Regions from separate parts of the Mus musculus genome. Here region 2 is linked to region 1. The links are chromatin loops, found by intact Hi-C in ENCODE. Cell type or tissue: heart. All regions are shown on one strand.

The links. Hi-C counts contacts between places; a loop is a spot of excess contacts. Peaks named below come from ENCODE experiments on the same cell type or tissue, not always from the same donor. Only the 100,000 strongest peaks of a DNase experiment are listed, where the experiment ranks them.
Region 2: it touches region 1 in a loop (2.5-fold over the local background); 4 of 42 quality-filtered maps call a loop at or near these places.

What each region holds. Positions count from the first base shown.
Region 1 is chrX:74,112,225-74,120,224 of GRCm38, reverse strand. No RefSeq gene overlaps it. Among named protein-coding and RNA genes, the nearest start is that of Opn1mw, 11 kb to the left of the region's middle. In heart, a CTCF peak has its summit at 4,428 (motif pointing left); a DNase peak (open chromatin) is centred at 4,484; H3K4me3 peaks cover 402 bases; H3K27ac peaks cover 294 bases.
Region 2 is chrX:74,210,252-74,218,251 of GRCm38, reverse strand. No RefSeq gene overlaps it. Among named protein-coding and RNA genes, the nearest start is that of Flna, 32 kb to the left of the region's middle. In heart, no CTCF peak of the experiment used is centred here; no DNase peak of the experiment used is centred here.

The DNA.
Region 1 (8,000 bases):
TATAGCTGCCCACAAATTGCCCAGGGTCTTCCCACTAGTGTGGCTCTCTTTGAGTCCCCCACATTCCTGGAAGTAACCCAATGAACTCACCGATTTTCCAAGATGGAATACTTTCTTTGGTCTGTCAGTGTTCTCTTGTTCTGCAGTGAGTAGACATTTCTTTATGTTTCCTTAGGAAAAGTCACATGACAGTCAGAGCTTTATATTGATGTAACAAATACCTTCTAATAACTTACAAGGAAGACAGATTTTGGCCCTTGGTAGATGGGCTCAGTTTCCTATAGGCTTGATTCAGGACAAACACATCATAGAGGTAGGAGCCTATAGGAATTGATAATCACTTCATGGCAGCCAGTAAGGAAACAGAGAAAAAGGAAGGGTGTAGGGACAAGGTACCCCTTGAAGGTACCTTGAATACTTAACAACTCATTTTCACCAACATATTTTTGGCAGCCTCTCAAAAATTCTATCAATTTTTATTTCCATTAGTAGGTTATTTCATTGATGAAGTTAGAACCCTCACTACTGAATTCAACAGTTGGGGAACAAACACAAAAGCCTTCAGCAAGGGGGTAGGGAGCGTGGGTCTACAACAATAACACTAACATTTGCCAGGTTCAGTTATTCTCGTTTTAACTAGTGGATAAATATAAAGCCAAGAGTGTGAGTCTTGTTTTTGCCAGACTAAATGCAAAATGTATTGCACTATATTTGGTTATGAACTTAAAGCTGGGTTGGGCCAGGTGAGTCACTTCTAACTACTTTGTGCTTGGTGATACCCATGCCTTATGATCTCTTTTGAACTCTCAGCTGGGTGCAGTTCCTGTACTCAGAGCAATCTTCCCCCCTTTCATATATGTATTGTTTACAAGCTTTCACATTATAAGACAACAAAAATAAGAAATGAGTTCCACAGATCCTGGTCTTCAGTGTAAAAAGGAGAAAAATGTAAAAAAAAAAAAACAAAAACGAAAAAAACCCTGGAAATTGGAAATTTTAATAGGAACTCACTTTTTTAAATGTGTTTGTAAATTGCTTTACTAGATGAATATTTCCTAGTAAAACATGTGCGTGATGAGCTGCAAGCATCTTGGTTGCACCAGAACTGATGGCAAGAGCACAAAAGACCCGTGGGAAGGTGTATCCACTGGCCAACATGATGACAAATTACATATCAAAAATAATTTATAGGGATTGGAAGCATGGGTCAGTTGTTAAGTGCACTTGTTGCTTTTTTAGTGGACCAGGGTTCAGTTCCCAGTACACATATGGTAGCTCTTAAACATCTATAATTCCAGTTTCAGGGAACCTGATACTCTCCTCTGACCTGGTTCAGTACTGCATAGTGAGTTTGGGGCCATCTTGGGCTGCATGACACCCACATTCAAAACAAAACAGAAAAGTTATATGACAAGAATTGATTCAAACACAGAGAATCCATGAAAAATATAAATTCCCCAATCCATTTGTCTCTTCCAGTACACTCTCCCTTCATCCCCCCACCTCATCCCTCCTGTTCCCATCCCATCCTTCCCCCATCCAGTCCCCTCTTTCCATCCACCCCGATATTTAATCTATTTCTGCTTCTGCGTGAGATTCAAGAGTCCTCCCTTGAGTCCTCCTTATTACTTAGTTTCTTTGGGTCTGTGGATTGTAGCATGGTTATCCTGTACTTTATGCCTAATATCTGCTTATAAGTGAGTATATACCATATTGTCTTTCTGGGTCTGTGTTACCTCACTCAGGATATTTTCCTTTTTGTTTTTTCAATTTTTTTCTTTTATTGGATATTTTCTTTACTTACATCTCAAATGTTATCCCCTTTCCAGGTGTCCCTTCTGGAAACCACGTATCCCTTCCCCCCTCTGCCTGCCTCTATGAGGGTGATCCCCCACCCACTCTTGCCTTGTCACCTTGACATTCCCCTACACTGGTGCATCAACCCCCCTCAGGCCCAAGGGCTGCTCTTCCCATTGATGTCCAACAAGGCCATCCTCTGCCACATATGTGGCTGGAGCCATGGGTCGCTCCATGTGTACTCCTTGGTTGGTGGTCCAGTCCCCAGGAGCTCCAGAGGATCTGACTGGTTGACACTGTTGCTCCCCTCATGGAGCTGCAAACCCTTCAGCTCCTTCAGTCCCTTCAGTCCAATGGTTGGCTGTGAGCATCTGCCTCTATATTTGTCAGGCTCTGACAGAGCCTCTCAGGAGACAGCTATATCAGGTTCCTGTCAGCAAGCACTTCCCGGCATCCTAGATAGCATCCCGGTTTGGCTACTGTATGTGGGATGGATCCCCAGGTGGGGGGGGGGGAACTATACTTTTCTAGTTCTACCCATTTGCCTGCAAATTTCATGATGTCATTGTTCTTAGCAGCTGAGTAATACTCTCTTGTGTAAATGCACCACCTTTTTTTTATCCATTCTTCAATAGCGAGGAAACTCTGGGACCAGCCAGAGACCTAGGACACTGGAATCTATGAGGGTGACTCTAGTTAAGACTCCTAGCAATGGAAGACATGGAGACTGAACTGGCCATGTCCTGTAACCAGGCAAGACTTTCAATGGAGGGATTGGGACTCAACTTGCCCACAAAACCTTAGACCCATAATTTGTCCTGCCTACAAGATGTGCAGAGGTAAAAAAGATGGAGCAGAATTTGAGGGAAGGGACAACCAGTGACTGCTTGAGACTCATGCCATGAGACACTGTTAATGATATATCTGCTGTACTTGCAGACAGGAGCCTAGCATAACCTTCATCAGAGAGGCATCATCCAGCAACTGATGGAAACAGGTGCAGAGACCTTCAGCCCAACATAAAGTGGAGCTTGGGCAATCCTGTGTAAGATGGGAAGGAAGGATTGAAGGAGCCAACTAACCTGTGCTCATAAGGGCTCACAGAGTCTGATCCACCAACCAGACAGCATGCATGGGATTGACCTAGGTACTCTGCATATATGTAACAAATGTGCAACGTAGTCTTTATGTGGAACTTGTAACAACTGGAACAGGGGCTTTCTCTGACTCTGTTACCAGCCTTTGGAATCATTTTCCACTACTGGGCTGCCTTGTTTAGCCTCAATTGGAGAAGATGTGCCTAGTCTACTGCAATTTGATATGCCAAGGCTGGTTGATATAGACATGGTGTACTGGCTAGTTTTGTGTCAACTTGACACAGCTGGAGTTATCATAGGGAAAGGAGCTTCAGTTGAGGAAATGCCTCCATGAGATCCAACTGTAAGGCATTTCCTCAATTAGTGATCAAAGGGGAAAGGCCCCTTGTGGGTGGAACCATCCCTGGGCTGGTAGTCTTGGTTCTATAAGAGAGCAGGCTGAGCAAGCCAGTGGAGGCAAGCCAGTAAAGAACATCCCTCCATGGCTTCTTCATCAGCTCCTGCTTCCTGACCTGCTTGAGTTCCAGTCCTGACTTCCTTTGGTGATGAACGGCAATGTGGAAAATGTAAGCTGAATAAACCCTTTCCTCCCCAACCTGCTCATGATATTTGTGCAGGAATAGAAACCCTGACTAAGACACATGGTATACCTCCCTTTTTCTGAGGAGTAGAAAGGGTAGATTAGGGTGAGGGAAAGTGAGAGTAAGTGACTGGGAGGAGAAGGGGGAGGGAAAGCTACAATCAGGGTGGAAAATAAATAAATAACTTAGTAATAATAACAATAATAATAATAATAAATCTATAAAAAAATAAATAACCCACGAACTCAAGAAGAACACAGTGAATCACTGAGAACATTAAAAGCCATTGCTGCCAACCATTGGACTGAGCGTGGGGTCCCCAATAGGGTCACCAAGGGAGGAGTTAGAGAAAGGACTGAAGGAGCTGAAGGGGTTTGCAACCCCATAGGAGGAACAACAATATCAACCAACCAGATCCCCCAGAGCTCCCTGGGACTAAACCACCAACCAAAGAAAACACATGGTGGGACTCATGGCTCTAGCTGCTTATGTAGCAGAGGATGGCCTTGTCGGGCATCAGTGGGAGGAGAGGCCCTTGGTCCTGTGAAGGCTCTGTGCCCCAGTGTAGGGGAATGCGAAGGTGGGGAGGCGGGAGTGGGTGGGTGGGGGAACACCCTCATAGAATCAGGGGGAGGGGGATGGTATGGGAGTTTGGGGGGCAGGAAAAGGGATAACATTTGAAATGTAAATAAAGAAAATATCCAATTTAAAATAGGGGGGGGGGAGAACCATTGCTGGAGATCTTCTGCTTGTCACTGCTTAGACTGCTTACTTTGTGGGCTTTTTTCTCCTTTGTGCAAATGCAGCCTCCCCCCCCCCTTTTATTTTGCATTTGTTCTCGCTGTTGATACTTGAATATTCTTGGTCTCCTAGATGCCAGCTTAGCACAGGTACGCCCTGGGGAACTCAATAGATCTGCGGCTTCCTCGGTTCTCAGGCGCCCTCTTCTGGTCCCAGCACCTCTTTGGGCTTCCGTACCCATGGCCACCCAGTTTCGTTTTCTTTCCCTTTTGCTCCTCTGAGCCTTCTGACTGGACCTGAGCTCATCTGCACGCTGGTGTTTTCAAGCACAGTTGGGCAATGTCTTGCTGTACTGGATCACAGTACATTCTGGGATCGCTGAGATCCTTAGCACCTCCTACTGCCTTGTCACACCCTAGTGGCATGAAGTGGTTGTTTTTTCTGGTTTCCTGAACTCTGCATTCTGATCTGGAGTTTGCCAGTTGTCTGCGTCCTGGGTTCTTGAAAATTGTAAATTATTGGGCAGTTGCAGAGAGAGAATCTTTTTTTGTTTTGTTTTGTTTTTTTTCTTTTTGTTGTTCTTGTTGTTGTTGTTTGACACAGGGTTTCTCTGTGTAGCCCTGGCTGTCCTGTAACTCACTCTGTAGACCAGGCTGGCCTCGAACTCAGAAATCTGTCTACCTCTGCCTCCCGAGTGCTAGGATAAAAGGCACGGGCCACCAACGGGCTCATTTGTTTTCTCCTCGTATTTTTTTATGCTTTTAGAAGAATATGAGACGTTAGGATTTTTGTTGTATTCCTTCTGTTTCCTGAACCCAGAAATCTCATTGCCTTTTTTTTTCTTTTTTTTTCCTCATTGCTTTTTTAGTTTTAAAAAATAAAAGGAGTCTAGGTTCATCTTTAATCACAGCACTCACAAGGGAGAAGCAGGTAGATCTCTGTGAGTTCCAGGTCAGCCTGATCTGCACAGAGTTCTAGGATAGCCAGGGATATGCAGTGAGACCTGTTTTTGATTAACTAAAAAGGATATGGGATACTAGAGGTATGGATCAGTGGGTAAAGTGCTCGCTGTGTATAAGTCCCTGAGTTCACAGCACCCATCTGGAGTAGTGGCACATGCATGTAAAACTCCATATGAAAAGAGGGCTCTAGGTTCAGTGAGAGGCTTCTACCTTAAAAAAAAAATAAGGTAAAGTGGCTGGAGAGATGGTTTAGTGGTTAAGAGAACTGCCTATTTTTCCATAAGACATGGGTTTGATTTCCAGTACCCACATGATGGCTCACAACCATCTATAACTCTAGTCATTGCCCTCTTCTGGCCTCTGCTAAGCACACACGTGGTTCACAGACATATATGTAGGCAAAACACACATACACATAAAAAACTAACAATAAAAATATTTTAAAAATAAAGTGGAGTGTGATAGAGAAAGATACCTAAATTCAATCTGGATTCCACAAGCACATGTGCAGGGGAACTTATAACACACATGTTCACACACATGCATACACAAAATTAAAATTAACAATAATCTTAACACTTAATAGGCTAAGGAGGAAGGATTGCCACTAATTTCAAGCAAGTCTAGGGTACAGAGTGAGACCCTGTTTCAAATTAACAATATCCCAAGTTCAGAGATTACTGGCATATGCCACCACACATAATTTGACTGTTTCAAATAGCTGCTTTTTTTTTTTTTAATCAAAAGCCAAGATTTCCCCAGGAATTGGTATGGCACATCTTTGGCAGTGCTTGAGATGAGTCAATCCAGACTGGCCCAGTTCCCCTACAGACCTAAGCTCAATTGAAAACATATTATAGTTTGACTGAATAAAAGCCAAGATTAATATGTTTATAACTCAAATTCCTGCATCCAAAGGTGATTGTGGGCTGGATATGTGCTTCAGTGATAGAGCACTTGCCTATTGTGTATAAGGCCATGGGTTAGATCCCCAGTGCTGTGGATTTCTGAGGCTCAGCCTATTTGTCTAAATTGCAACCACAGTCATTGTCTCCAGACTCTAGCTTTTCTTTTCTTTTCTTTTCTTTTCTTTTCTTTTCTTTTCTTTTCTTTTCTTTTCCTTTTACTGGATATTTTTAAATTTACATTTCAAATGTTATCCCCTTTCCTGATTCCGCCCCCCCCCAGAAACCCACTATCCTGTCCCCCTCCTCCGGCTTCTATGAGGGTGTCTCCCCATCCACCCACCATTCCCACCTCCCCACCCTCGCATGCCACTATACTAAGGTATCAAGCCTTCACAGGACCAAGGGCCTTTTCTCCCATTGATGCCAGATAAGGCCATCCTCTGCTAAGACTTTTCTTTTCTTTTCTTTTTTACTAGTATATATATTGACATGCAAAATAATAGCCTTCTTGATGGCATTACAAATTGTCTATCACACACATTGAACATATTCACCCCTTATTACTCTCTTGTACCCTATAAACTAGTCCTAGTCATCTCCCCAAATAGTCTATCCACTTTCAAGTCTCATATAAGTTTTTAAATGTGGGTTCTATACATGAAGAAAATTACATATTTATCTTTGCAAGTCTGACTTATTTCACTTAACATATTTATCTTCAGTTGTATTCATTTTCCTTCAAATGACATAATTTCATTTTTTATGGCTAAATAAACACTGCATTTGGGAATACATACCACATTTTCTTTATTATTCCTGTGCTAATGGACACTTCGGTTCATTCTGTAACTTGGCTATTGAAAGCAAAGTCACTGTTGCTGAACATGGTAATGCACAAATTTAATCCCAGCACTATAGAGACAGAGGCAAGCAGGTCTTTGTGAGTTTCAGGTCAGCCTGGTTCACATAGTTTCAGGCCAGGCAAAATGCTTGAATGTGCTCAACAAGCAAGAGAACAAACTTGTAAACATAGACGTGTGGGTATCTTTGCGGTGTGCTGGGAAAGACTACATTGTGAGACTCCTCCATTGCCATAGTGACAGCCCTAGGTATTGGTATAGACACAAAGGATTCCAGCACACCACAAAGATGCCCATATGTCTGGAATGTCAACAGTGCTATTCATTTTTGTATTATTATTGTTGTTGTTGTTAGTAGTAGTAGTATGAATATGATGCATGTGTGAATGCATACATGCACAGTATGCATGTGGCAGGGTCAGAGGGCATCTTTGGTTCTTACCTTCCACCTTTTATGTCAATTCTAGAGAGCAAATTCATATTATCAGGCTTTTATGGCAAGCACTTTATTTGTTGATCCATCTTGCTGACCTATTATATTCATTTTGGCACTGCTTTGTGGGGAACCAGTATCAGGAAATTGCCACGGTCAGGTATTTAATATCTCAGTTGCCAGGTGCCCCAGAAAATGAAAAAATCCTGGCGCTGGCAGTGTACAGACTCACAATATATTATCACAACCTATAGGGACAGTAGGGTGATAATTGAGTAAGAATTAGATCCTCTAGAAAGTGAAACTTTAGCCTTTGTTTATAGTTTGATACCCCATTTATTATAAGTGGCCACAGTTCATATATTTATACACATACATATATGGGTATATATATATATACATACATATGTATATGTGTATGCATGTCCAGGTTTTTCAGGCATCTCTGTTGACAGAACTGAGGTGCTGTGAGTTCCTTGTATAGTAAAAATAAAAACCTCTGGGTTTGGGTAGATATCTGGTATTGAAAAGATATTGGGGTGGAAGATATGGCTCAGTATTTATGGCTCAGAGCACTGTCTGCTCTCTACCTAAATTCAATTTCCAGCACCCACATGACAG
Region 2 (8,000 bases), 98 kb before region 1:
CTTCCTGTTCAGGGTTTTGAGTTTAGTCACTGGAAGAGTGTTGCCATCAGTGTACCCATGTAGCCTACAACCCTCAACAGGAGTCTTGTTTTTGTTCAATTTGATGCTTTCAAGAGACCACTGTTGCTTTTATCAATAATTTTCCCTTTCGATGCTGTACAATAATTCACATTTGGGTGAACCACAGTTTGAGCAGTTAAAGGGCCAGAGTTTTGTTTTTCAATTTTTTTGGAGACAAGATATCAACTATCCAAGTCTGGTCTGGAACTCACTATAGAGTTGAATATGGTCGTGAACATCTGACCCTTCTTCATCCACTTCTGGAGTGCTGGAATTATAGGCATTTGCCCTGCCACCATGCCCAATTTATGCAGGGCCAGGGATTGAGCTCAGGGTTTCATGCATGTTAGGCAAGTACTCTATTAACTAAAACTACATCCTTAAACCTTCATTTCAACTTTTTTTTTTTTTCGAGACAGGGTTTCTCTGTGTAGCCCTGGCTGTCCTGGAACTTACTCTGTAGACCAGGCTGGCTTCGAACTCAGAAATCCACCTGTCTCTGCCTCTCGAGTGCTGGGATTAAAGGTGTGCGCCACCATGCCCGGTTCATTTCAACTTTTAAACTACACAAGAATTCAGGGTTAAACATTCACCTATATGTTTTTGCAGAGTCATAGTTCCATTTCTTCCTTATAGTGGTTGCTAGTTCATGTGGGAGTGGATGTGTGAGTCTAGTGGAAATTATCAAGCTGCCTTCCAGCATGCATATTTTTAGAGCAAGTCATTGAAAAAATTGCCAGAAAAAAAGTATTTTAAACAAGACTGTGTTTTCTCTATCTTCTGTTTTTGCTTGGGATCACCAACATAGTATTCACACAGCTTTGAAGCAACACAGATGCCAATTCATTTTTGTTGTGATCCTCCTATACAGCAATAAATCATTGAGGTCCTCCATGTCTACAGAAACCAGCTAGTTCATTTTCCTCTGGTTTTACCACATTTGGTAGAATAACTATTATAATTTATAATCCCCAGTTAATATTTCCAAAATTACTTATTTTATCGCGACTTATTTATTTTCTGCAACTAACAGCCTTGAAGGTGTGTACATCTCTCTGGGATAATTATCTCTAAGCAGAATTAACAGGGCAAACCTGTATATTTTGTTACATGCCTGTAATCTCAGTCCTCAAAATGTAAAAGTTGGAGGATCAAGAGTTCAAACTCACCCTGAGTTTTAGGCTAACCTGGGTTCTGAGATCCTATCTCAAAAACCAAATAATATGGGCTAGAGTTGATGATGGCTCAGTGGTTAAGAATATATACTGATCTTTCAGAAAACCAGGGCTTGGTTCTCAGCACCTACATAGAAGCTCCAAACTGCCTGTAACTTGAGTTTCCAGGGAACTGGCCTGTGTGATAGTTTGAATGGAAATGTATTCTGGCAGTCAGGAGCCAAGGGATACCACAAAGTCATACCACACAACAAACGTCACATAATAGATTTATTGAGAAACACACAGGGAGGAGGGTGGTGCCCCTGTGCAGGCAAGAAGCAGCAAGGAGGCAGGCTTTATATAGGATGTGTTTTGTGTTTGGGGGAGGGGGCTTTCCATGGTGGCTTTGGATTGGAGGGATTTTGTGGCTTGATCCTAGGGCAAGCTCAGGGACTGGTGAAATTTTGTGTCCTGGTCTTGAGCTTTTTTCTGTAGGATGGGGCCTGGCCACTCAAGAGTTTTGAGGGGCTTACATAGACACCCTCTTTTGGTGCACATAGTGGTGTTTATATGCAGCCAAAACACTCATACACATAAAATACAAACAAATCTTTCAAAAAAGTTTTAGATTTATTTATTTTAAATGTAAGGGTGTCGTGCCTGCATGCATGTACATGCCCAAGACCAGAAGAGGATGTTAGATCCACTGGAGTTACAAGTGGTTATAAGCCACCATGTGGGTGCTGGGATCCAAATCCTGGTCCTCTGAAAGAGTAGTACATGCTCTTAACCACTGAACCATCTCCAGCTATCCTTTGCCAGATAAATCTAAAACAAAACAAAACAGCAACACCACCAAACAAATCCCAGATGCAAAAAATGTTAAGCCAGGCGTGGTGACACACTCCTTTAAATCTAGCACTCATGAGGTAGTGACAAACAGATTTCTGTGATTTCGAGGATAGTTTGATCTACATAGTGAGTTCCAGTCTAGTTGGAGCTACATAGCAAGACTGTGTGTCAAAACATAAAGAAATGTACAACAAATAAAAATATACAAAATCCTGAGTGCTGGGATTAAAGGCATGCACCACCACACCCGGCTGTGTTATACGTTCTTAATGCTGCCTCAGCAACAGGGGAGAAGTTCTCTTGCTGTTGTCCAATTTTCTAGCTTTAATGCTTTAAACCACAGTTGTTTGGTTTTGTATTCTTCTCCTCCATGCTGAGCACGACTTCCTCTTCAATCAATCGACTATTTGAGCTTCTGGATCTGGGAAAGAAGAAATAACAAGAAGAAATTAGATATCCTGACATTGAAGATCAAACTTGCCTCCTTAATCAGCAAGAAGTAGTGTAATGATAATTTTGACCTCCCTTTCCAATCCCTGATTTTGTTCAGGGATCTCTTTCCTTTCCTCTCTATTTTTTCTCTTTTTTTCTACTGCGAGGGGTTGAAAGGATAGATGAAAAAAAGAACCCACAAAGTAGTAAAAGTCCAATCACAGGTAGCTCAAAAAGCAAGATTGGAGCTGTCATATTTCTGAGAGCATAATTCTCAGAGACTTAGTAATATGATCAACAGTAATGAATAAATATTTGACTTGTGCTAGGCTGTTCCAAGTACTTCACTAGGACCCAATCTGTTCTTCCGTCAGCAGCACCCACCCACACTGTTAGTGCTAATGTTGACCCTTTTTTTCCTCGGGGAAGACATAAGGGAAACAGTATGCGGAAGGGTTAAATAGCTTGTTCCAAATTGCAAGCTGGCACATGCCAGAGACAGAGTGTGATTCAAAGAATCTGGCCTCTGGGGCTGGACCCTGGGCTCTCCTTGCCTCCGAATTTCCCCACCTACCCTTCTTGCCTCCCTTTCTCTCTCTGAGGTTCCTATATGAGCAGGCTTGCTTTGGAAGGAGTCACTGAGGAGTCTGTCCATCAGATGGAAAATAGAGGAGGGTAAAAAGAGAAGCATCAAAAAAAAAAAAAAAGAGAGAAGCATCCTTTTTTTCTTGCTTCATCAGGATGACTTCACAAATCAAAATGGACATCTTCCTTGAATTCCCATGAGCCCAGAGAGCAGTTCTCATTGATGTTTACAGATTCTGATGCAAAGCCACACCAATTCCTCGAAATATTCAATGGTTTCTAAGGCATAGAAAAATAAAGATTTAAGGGCTGGGCATCTAACTTGGTGTTAGATTGCTTGCCTAGCACATGCAAGGTCCTGGGGTCCATCCCAGTACTGAAAAAAAAAAAAAAACCAGAAAACCAAGCATGTTATATCAGTACTTGGCAGGCAGAAGCAAGGACATTGTTGGAAATTATAGGCCATCTTCATCTACATAGTAAGTTCCAGATCAACCAAGGCTATATAGCAAGACCCTGTCTCAAAAACAAAACAAAAACAAAAAACAAAAAAACAGTTGGCCTTAAACTTATAATTGTCTGGTCTCAGCCTTATGGTTGCTAGAATTAGTACCACAGTTCTGTACCTGGGTTCTGGATATGAGTATTTCTATAACTTGTTGCTTGTCTTTTTCAACTAGATTGAGACACAAATTTGGTATCATTTCTGGCTTCCTGAATCCTAAGGCCACAAGTTTTCTCACTGGCAGAAAAAGATGTTATAGTACCAGTAGAACAAAAGTTACATGGTTTCCCATCATAAGACTGGTCACTCCTAGTTTCTTTTTTCTGTGGTGCATGTGTTGTGTTCTGCTCCGAGACCCTAATAGTATTGGAGATCTGAGTATTGAAAGGAACTGTTCTCCATCTCAACTCCACTGTAAAACCCAGCTGCACTGCATAGCTGTCAGCACCATCACAGAACTAGGCTCCTAGGTGCTCAGTTAGCAGAAACAGTGCTAGTATATCTGGGAGCACACAACTGTGAGGCAACTGTGAGGTCAAGGTGCTAACCTTCACTCATGCCCAGTGCATTTCCAGACCCCTGGAGCTGATTGGCTGTGACCAAGTGGGTGACAGTACAAAACCCAATGATGAAACGCTAGCCTGCATGTGAATTGGAGGGTATTGCGGGTAGGCACAGGCAGGCCCAACATACCAGCAGAGTCAAATGGTGGGTAGAGAGCATCCAAGCTTCTGGTTCTATTTGCCTGCTGTTTGGTATTTCGGCTAATGTCATCCTTATTTGGTCCTGGGAGCCTCTTGCATTCCTGGCATCTGGGACTTCCTAGTGGTTCCCCCAAGTTCCCCAACCCCTACTGCTACTTATTTCCAGTTGTTCTTCTGGCCTTCTAGTCTCTCGTCTCTTCCCATACCTGATTCTGCCCACCCTTTTCCCTCCTCCTCCCCTCTCCCACCTAGATCCCTCCCTCTCTCCATCTGTCTCCCATGATTATTTTGTTCCCCCTTCTAAGTGGGTTTGAAGCATCCACACATTCACCTTCCTTCTTGTTAAGCGTCATATGGTCTTTGAGTTATATCATGGGTATTCTGAGCTTTTGGGCTAATATCTACTTATCACTGAGTACATAGCAAGTGTGTCCTTTTGGGTCTTGGTTACCTCACTCAGGATGATATTTTCTAGTTCCATCCATTTGCTTGCAAAACTCAGGATGTCCTCATTGTCTACAAAGTTCTTGAAGTCGTTTAAAATAGCTGAGCAGTATTTCATTGTGTAAATTACCACATTTTCTGTATCCATTCTTCCATTGAGGAACATCTGTTTTTTTTCCAGCTTCTGGCCATTATAAATAAGGCTGCTATTAACATAGTGGAGCACATGTCCTTGTTATGTGTTAGAGTATATTTTGGGTATATGCTCACGAGTTTTATAACTGGGTCTTCAGGTAGAGCTAGTCCCAATTTTCTGAGGAACCACCAGATTGATTTCCAAAGTGGTTGTATCAAGCTTGCAATTCTACCAGCAATGAAGGAGTGTTCCGCTTTCTCTGCATCCTTGCCAGCATCTGCTGTCACCTGAGTTTTTTATCTTAACCATTCTCATTGGTGTGAGGTGGAATCTCAGGGTTGTTTTGATTTGTTTCCCTGATGACTAAGGACTTAGAACATTTCTTTAGGTGTTTTCCAGCCATTCAAGACTCATCAGTTGAGAATTCTTTGTTTAGCTCTGTACCCCATTTGAGGTTATTTGGTTTTCTGGAGTCTAACTTTTTGGGTTCTTTATATATTTTGGATATTAGCCCTCTATCAGATGTAGGATTGGTAATGATCTTTTCCCAATCTGTAGGTTGCCATTTTGTCCTATTGACATTGTCCTTTGCCCTACAGAAGCTTTTCAATTTCAAGAGGTCCCATTTGTTAATTGTTGATCTTAGAGCCTACGCCATTCGTGTTCTGTTCTGGAAAATTTTCCCTGTGTCGATGTGTTCAGGACTCTTTCCCATCTTCTCTTCTATTAGATTTGTTGTATATGTGGGGAAGTAGACCATGAAAGGTTTCCTGGTCCTTAGCTGAACTAAGGCTAGAAGCCCTGGAGACAGTAGGAGCTTTGTCTGCTCCCAGGCACCAGGCTCCTGTCACTAGCCGCAGGCCCCCATAGATTTCTGGCCATCAGTCACATAAGGGCAATGCTCCAAGCCCTCCACATGTAGATGAGGAAAAGGACATGACCTGAGGTCGTAGGCTCAAGACAGAGATTGCCATGCTAATGAGGTACCTAGAGGCCTGGAGGGCTTAGCCAATAAGCTTTCCTTCCCAGACACTCCTCCCTGCAAAAGGTATTTAGTCTCAGGCCCACCCTGAGAAGTGGGGTATGGTTTTACACATCCACTTTCCATGGCAATAAATGATTTGGAACCACAGAGTGTCTCTATTCATCGGGATCTGTGGTGGGGAGCCATGGAGAAAGCCTTTGTTTACAGAGCTGCTGTCTAATCTCCTGAAGAAGGCCTCTCTGCACTCCTAGCCACAACCACCACCAAGCCCAAACCGCAGCCCACTGAGCCAAGGACAACCACAGTGGGACCAGATGGAGCTCACTTCTCCCACCCCTCTCCGGTCACCAACCCCAGGCTAGATCCAGCCTTCGTGCCCAGATTCTGTTCTCAGCTCTTCCTCAACTTCTAGCAGCACCCGGGTGTCCAAGAGTCTGGGAACTTCATGGCCCCAGCCTTTTCGCAGGCCAGGTAACCCCTGAACCAGCTCCAACTGTCCCTTGCCTCAGACTGCACTTCCCCAATCTCTGAAAGGTGTCCGGGTGCTTCGCTACAGCCCACAACTGCCCCCACCGCCAGTGGTGTGGGGTAAATGCAATCAAATTTCCTGCCACCTTCCCGAGCGACCATGCCCTGTGGCAGAGCAAACACGGGACCTACAACCCTACATGTATCTGATTTTATGTGGAGTTCCTTGATCCACTTAGATTTGAGCTTTGTACAGGAGATAAAAATGGACCAATTTTCATTCTTCTACATGCTGACCTCCAGTTAAACCAGCACCATTTGTTGAAAATGCTGTCTTTTTTTCCACTGGATGGTTTTGGCTTCTTTGTCAAAGATCAAGTGACCAAGGTGTGTGGGTTCATTTCTGGGACTTCAATTCTATTCCACTGATCTACTTGCCTGTCTCTGTACCAATATCATGCAGTTTTTATCCCTATTGCTCTGTAGTACTGGTTGAGGTCAGGGATGGTGATTCCCCCGGAAGTTATTTTATTGTTGAGAATTGTTTTCCCTATCCTGTTTTTTTTTTTCCATATGAAGTTGAGAATTGCTCTTTCTATGTGAAGAATTGAGTTGGAATTTGATGGGGTTTGCATTGAATCTGTAGATTGCTTTTGTTAAGATGGCCATTTTTACTATATTAATTCTATCGATCCATGAGCATGGGAGATCTTCCCATCTCCTGAGGTCTTCTGAAGAGACTACCTCCTATAGATAGACATGCCAGTGGAGGGATGTGGCCACCCACACATCTCAATTTTAATCCAGAATTGTCCCTGTCTAAAAGAAATGCAGGGGCAAAAATGGTGTAGAGGCTGAAGGAAAGGCCATCCAGAGACTGCCCCACCGTGTGATCCATTCCCAAACCCCGACACTATTGCTGATGCCAAGATGTGCTTTCAAACAGGAGCCTGGTATGGCTGTCCTTTGACAGCCTCTGCCAGTACCTAAGATAGATGCAGATGCTCATGACAACCACCAGACTGAGCCTGGGAAACCCAATGGAAGAGTTAGGGGAAGAGTTGAAGGAGCTGAAGGAGATTGCAACCCCATAGGACAAACAACAATATCAATTAATCAGACCACTCAGAGCTCCCAGGGACTAAACCACCAACCAAAGCGTGTACATGGGCTGGTCCATGGCTCCCACTACATATGTAGCAGAGGACTGCCTCATGTGGCATCAGTAGAAGGGGATGTGCTTGGACCTGTGGAGGCTTGATGCCCCAGAAAAAGAGGATGCTAGAGCGGGGAGGGAGGAGTGAGTGGGTGGAGGAGCTTCCTCTTAGAGGCAAAGGAGAGGGGATGGAGTAGGAGGTTTATGGAGGGGAGACTAGGAAGGGAATAACATTTGAAAGAGAGTTCGAGCATCTGAGCAATGACCTGGAGAATGGAGGGGCCGGGGAGCAGACAGGGCTGCAGAGGAGGAGGCCTAGCAAATGAGAGGAAAAGCAAAACAGAGTCGCTGCTACCCCAATATGGTCAATTTCAGGAAAGTGGCAAGTGTGAGGATCAACTGAGGAGGTGGGACAACTGGGATATGGCTGGAGCTGAGGGGAAGCAGGAACTCAGCAGGATGGGCAGGGGCAGACCCAAATAGAGGTGTTTTAGTTTTGTAAAATATGACCACATG